Regions from separate parts of the Mus musculus genome. Here region 2 is linked to region 1. Evidence: chromatin loops called from intact Hi-C (ENCODE). Cell type or tissue: heart. All regions are shown on one strand. Each heading gives the region's core, and the rest is flanking DNA. Links, peaks and the distances in the headings are about the cores only.

Region 1 (2,908 bases), core at 277-2,776:
GAGACAGATGGAATTTCCCTATATGAGTCTATCCTTTATATCTTTGCCTATGGAAATTCAAGCACTGTTCCTCCATAATTTGCTGGGTGGTGCCCTGAAACTACATAGTCAAATCACAACTAATGTATTTATAGAAGGTACATTCTAATCCCTTTGTCCTAGTGTATCTTAAGAGCCTTTGCCTCTGTTACACCGTCTTCCCTCCCACCCCCAGTACAGGGGGTTGAACTCAAGACTCTAGCCATACTTATCAGCGCTCTACCTGAGCTATACCTTTCTTGCTTTTCCACTTTAATCCCATGGTCAGCAGGCCAGACTGCAACCCTGAAGATCAGTGGAGGCAATTGATCTTTTGAAGGTGTTTGGTGAAAGCTAGTGGCTTAAGGGGTGGGGTGGGGTGGTATTATACATACATATATATATATATATATATATATACACACACACACACACACAGCCTCTATCATCATACACATATACAGTATACCATATATATGATCAGAATATTTTAGAGATCTCAGCAAATGAGAGGAATAAGCTTCTAAAGAGAGGGAAGACAAATAGACCACAGATATGTGAACTTCAGCAGGAGGTGCTTTGTGGAATCTAGGACAGTAATGCCGTGAAAAGGAGAAAAATATCTACCTCCAAGTAGAGGGTGAGTTCAGATGAAGGGAAAAAGGGAAAAGCTGGAATCTTATTATAGCAATAGCTGGTAGCAGAAAGTCAAAACACTGCATAGTATAAACTTCCAGTCCCGGGACAAGAAACCATGATGGTTGAGGTGGTTTCTGCTATTACACATTGAGAAAATAAAATGGTCTCCTTCCTTCACTCCAGAGGTTCTTTTCTCCTCACAGTAAATTCTGTGATACTACGTAAGATTATAAAGTGTATGATGATAATACCTGCTTAAAAACTGAAACATAGGTTGCTGCTAGTGTCTGTGGGATAGAAAGGTTGAGAAGTATTTTTGTACAGCCTTATCCCCCATGTTAGCAGTTCAAGAAATGTTGCTTCCAGTTTTCTATTGAAGAAGAAGAAAAAAGATTAGATTACTGTCCTATCTCATCTGTCCCCTAAAAGAGAAAAGGATTTAGAATATCTCTTTGTACTTGCAGTGACCTGCACATTAACACTGACCCAAAGCCCTAGAACTCCCTGTGGAGGCAGCTTCCTGATTGCATCAGCTTCCTGATGAGGGTTCTCTGAGGAGAGTGAGAGGCTGCATTTCAGCCTCAGTCAGAATACAAACAGTTTCTGCTCGGCTTCTCTGGGTTAAAGAAACTAGCAGAGTGACATAATCTGGGACGAATTGTAACAGCTCATGCTTAAACCCTGGACTTCTCTTTCCATTTAGAATGCCTTCAGAGGAAGCTCTTCAGATAGGCTTCGGCGATGCTGCCTGGGCCTCTTGATGTGGCTAGAGCAGCACAGCCAGCCTGGAGTATCAGTAAAGGCTGTCCCCTGGGAGTCCCCCTCCCATCCCTTGCCATCCCTCCCACCAGCGTGCCCTCAAAGACTGTGGAGTCAGTTGTGCTTTGATAGTAGAGCTCTGCACCTTCTGGAGCTCTCCTGGGCATTGCTAGTAAATATGCTCAGCAGCATCATGGCCTGTCCGTCTCTCACTTGTTCTCAACGGTTGATGTGCCTCTCATTGACTCAGTTTTTGAAATGAAGATAAAAACAAAACTGAAAATACCCTGGAGCAGTCATGCTGCCTCCTGCTGTTTCCATTTGCTTCCTCTGATAGTCACTGGTCTGGGGAGACTTCCCTTTCCTGCTCCAGGCAGTGGGCCTGTGCACAATAGCCCCTGGCATGTCGCCCATCAGATAGCAAGGCTGGTTTTTTGTAGGCCACAGTGTGGATTGGAAAAAGTGAAAGTCTCTGGCTGGAAATAAAAGCTCAGAAAACCTTTGCTCTTACCCCACCCCCACCCCAGGCCCTCCAGGGTCTGCGGCAGTGGCCTTGTATACTAGATTGATCCCAACTGCCAAAGCCAGGGGGAATCAATCCCCTACTACTACTAATATCAATATCAAATATCACCAACAAGAAAGAGGGTTTTTTGTTTTTCTAATTAATCACTTATAAGAGACTTTTAAGTTTTGTTCTAGGTAAAATTATAGTCTCTTCTTATTCTAGAGCATCTTGGGTTCAAATGCTAGAAAAGAACCATTGTAATTTCTTTCAGAAAGAAGAGATTTAATATAGAATTCTGGATTATGGAACTAGTGAAAGTGAAAGAAGCAGACACACAGGAGGCAGGAGTCATCTTAGCATTTCTTTAGTCTTGCCTGTCCTGGAACTCACTCTGTAGACCAGGCTGACCTTGAACTGACAGAGATCCACCTGCCTCTGCCTCCTGAGTGCAGGGATTAAAGGTGTGCGCCATCACTGCCTGGCATCTTAGCTGATTTTATTGCTCTGTGAGTTGAGTTCACGGCAGAATATCCCTAAATTTATACTCAGAGCAGCTTTAGTTTCTATAGAGCTTTAAAATACCTAGATAAATTGTCTCCTGCAGGCTGCTGAGATCATTTCAATACCATGGCTCAGGTACTGACTTACTTCAGAACTGGTAGCTTTCACTCTGTGATGGAGTGGTTGAGACAGGAAGTACACAAAATTCTTTGCCTATTTTCAATACAATATTATAGCTTTATGTCAGCCCTCTATGTCCTTGGGTTGATGCTATTGGGCTTCTGGAGTTGCAAGGATAGTTTATTGAATATACACTCTAGGGGATATAGCTTAGACCTCAGAAGCTGAAAGCTACTACCTCTAACATTTCTTAGGGCCAGCTTATAAAGGCTAACACTGCAAAATCCACAGTGAGCTCATACACGGGTGCAGGAAGTGCTCCCTGCTGGTCAGCCCGGACTCAAGCTATTTTAGACAAAACCG
Region 2 (2,908 bases), core at 123-2,622, 51 kb before region 1:
CTCTGAAATCTGCCTGCCTCTGCCTCTACCTTCCAAGTGCTGGGATTAAAGGCGTTCACCATCATTACCCGGCATAAATTAGGGACTTAATCAAGTGAGAATATGAGACTTGAGAGTTTGAAGAAAAACGAGTTAGATACAGTGGCACAGGCCTTTAATTTTAATCCCAGTACTCAGGGGGTAGAGGCAGATAGATCTGTGAGTTTCAGACCAGACTACAAAGAAGTTCCAGGACTACAGAGAAACCCTGTCTCGGAAAACAAAAAAACAAAAAAACAAAAAAAAAAGTTCCAGGACAGTCTAGGTTAGAGACTCTGTCTCAAACAACAAACACCTCGTACACACACACACACACACACACACACACACACACACACGAGAGAGAGAGAGAGAGAGAGAGAGAGAGAGAGAGAGAGAGAGAGAGGACAATAAAGTTAATAGTATGGGTTGAGAGTGGGGATGAAGAAAAAGAATTGCGTAAGACACTCCTTAAGAGATCTGATACTCCAAAGCCACCTCCTAAGGTAAGTGTTTCTAAATGACAACTGAAAATGGCATCAGATTTTTCTGGAATCTGAAATATGTCATTGGAACTGTCTCCAGAGAAAGGGAAGCCACACTAACTGTGGTAGAGTTGGAATCTTAAGACTGGGTGTATGAATTATTGAAACAATGGAGGTTGAAAAAGTTAATCACAATGCTCTTTTGAAAGATCACACAGCCAGTACAATTGTTTTGAGACAATATTTAGTGGCACAGGAAGCACAAAAGTGTAAGCACACCAGAAAACAATATGAAGTTATTTTTTGTCTAACGTTGCATATCTAGGTAGGAAATAGATAAAACTATCTTCAGGGTAGGGCTTTTCTTTCTGTTTTCCTGCACTTTTAAGTTTTCTTTTAAAAACGTGTCTCGCTTTTATAATTCTAAGAGCAAAACTTGTCCAAAAGCAACTCTAGCAGAACTCAGAATGTGGGGACCCACATTCCAGCACTAGCCTAGCCTTTGAAGACGGAGTATCAGGTGTGGCCTCGGAGGTCTGAGACCCAGGGGGATGAGAGAAGTAACAAGACCATCCCCCTGCCTGTAAGCCGAGGCTACTCAGGGTATCGCGCAGCTCAAGTAGCCTGAAAGCATCGAGCCAAACCTTCCCTGCCCAATCCGCGCCAGACACTTTGCCCCAGCAGGGGCCGGACACCTCAGCACCTCGAGGTCGCCAACAACCGACAACCATAGGGCCGAAGGTTTTCTTTTTCTGAGGGCCTCTACAGAAGACGACTTTGCAAGGCGCCAGGCCGGGGTAGCCGCCGAGGGGAACGGCGCCAGCCCGCGCGCCCGCCGAGGGTTCCGCAACTGAGCAGAGGGTTGTGGGCGGAGCCTCAAGCCGGAGCAGTGATTGGAGCAGCCCACACCTTGGCCAGAGAGGCTGAGAGCGCCAGCTAGCGACACTCCGCGGCGGGTACTCAGCGCTCTCTCCGTGATTGGCTAGGCGCGAGAGGACGGGCGCTGTCTCAGTGATTGGCAGGCTCTAGCCAGCCCTCGGAAATCGCCTTGACTTCGCCCATTGGCATCCTGTGAGAGTAGGCGGGATTGGTCCGTCGTGATTAGCTGGCGGATGAGAGTGAGGGCGTTGGGAGAGAGCGGGGAGGAGGAGGCGGGAGTATCTGACTTCCTCCTGGTTATTGGCTGGTAATGAGAGTGGGGGTAGTGCCAAGGCCCAGCGGCTGCATGCGATTGGCAGATGCTGGCATGAGTGACAGGCTGCAAGGCTTGCTGCGCGCCCAGCGGTTTGTTTTTCGGAGCGTTCCTGAGGTGGAGAACAGTGGCCGGTCGGAGCGTCTTCTGGACTTCAGGACTCGCAGGCGGCCCGGTCGAGTGGCGCCGCCGAGGCCGGGTTGGGCCGAGCCTGGGAGCGCCGGGGATGTAGCGGGCCAACCTGCTCATGCCACAGCGCCCGGCCGCGGCCGGAGCCGGAGCCTGGGGAGGCGGCGGGGGCCCCGAGCGCAGCCCACGGCCCCCGCGCGGAGCCAGGCCCGCTGCCGTCCCCGCCGCCCGCTCCCCCGGCATGCAGCCCCGGCTGCGGAGGTGACACTTCTGGGCTGTAGTCGCCACCGCCGCCTCCGCCATCGCCACCATGGGTGAGTACCGCCACCGCCCCGGCCTGTGCCCGCGCTGCTTCGCGACGCCCCGCCCCAGGCTGAGGGGAGGAGGACCCTGGGCCGCCGCCTGACAAGGCATGGACAGTTCGCCGGGCCCGGGGCTGAGGATCGCGGACCGCTCGCCTCTCCGCGGTGCCTCGATCGGGGCGCCGTTCTGGCTACCTCCGGGGGTGCCCTACCGGCCAAACCCACTCGGCAACTCTCTTTCCGGGCATGCGGCCGGCGTATCCCGGGGAGGGGTCTGCGGGACCGAGGCCCGTCGGGCGGCCCACTGCGGTCCCCAGCGAGCTGGCGCGCGAGCTTGAGGGTGGGGGAGCCGGAGCTCAGTGTGGGGCCGGGGCTGGAGCCTGGTGCAGGCCCAGCTGCTGTTGTGTCTTTTCCTTGATTTGCTTTTTTTTTTTTTTTTTTTTCCTGCCTGTGTCATTTCCTTCCCTTTGCTCACACAGGCTGGCCTGTGAGTTCCCGGGGCTTTGCTCTGGAGCTCTGTGCGCTCTCCTGCGCGGGGGAGGGGGACGCGGGGGGAGGGTATGCGGGGCATCCACTGCGACGCTATTCGACGCGGATCCCTGTTAGCAATAGCAGGCTTGAGAAATGCGAGCTGCGCTCCTCGCAGATTACTGGAAGTTAAGAATCCTTGAGCGCTGAGGGTTATAACTCAAACCCTACTTTTGGAAAAACCCGGCTTTTATATTTATCCTGCGCTACCCCTGCAACTATGTAACTTTTTGAAAGAGGCATTCGGTACATAA

The links. Peaks named below come from ENCODE experiments on the same cell type or tissue, not always from the same donor. Only the 100,000 strongest peaks of a DNase experiment are listed, where the experiment ranks them.
Region 2: a loop joins it to region 1, with 3 times the contacts of the local background. A loop is called at or near these places in 10 of 42 quality-filtered maps.

Annotation. Positions count from the first base shown.
Region 1 is chr11:106,133,586-106,136,493 of GRCm38, forward strand. The region is part of intron 6 of Map3k3 (mitogen-activated protein kinase kinase kinase 3); the gene reads left to right. Among named protein-coding and RNA genes, the nearest start is that of Gm10840, 24 kb to the right of the region's middle. In heart, for the core only: a CTCF peak has its summit at 1,733 (motif pointing left); DNase peaks (open chromatin) are centred at 1,206 and 1,806; H3K4me3 peaks cover 451 bases; H3K27ac peaks cover 965 bases.
Region 2 is chr11:106,082,796-106,085,703 of GRCm38, forward strand. It overlaps Map3k3 (mitogen-activated protein kinase kinase kinase 3), which reads left to right and starts at 1,792. Exons shown (of 16, transcript NM_011947.4): 1 at 1,792-2,138. The coding sequence starts at 2,135. In heart, for the core only: CTCF peaks have their summits at 1,452 and 2,343; DNase peaks (open chromatin) are centred at 1,546 and 2,216; H3K4me3 peaks cover 2,047 bases; H3K27ac peaks cover 2,004 bases.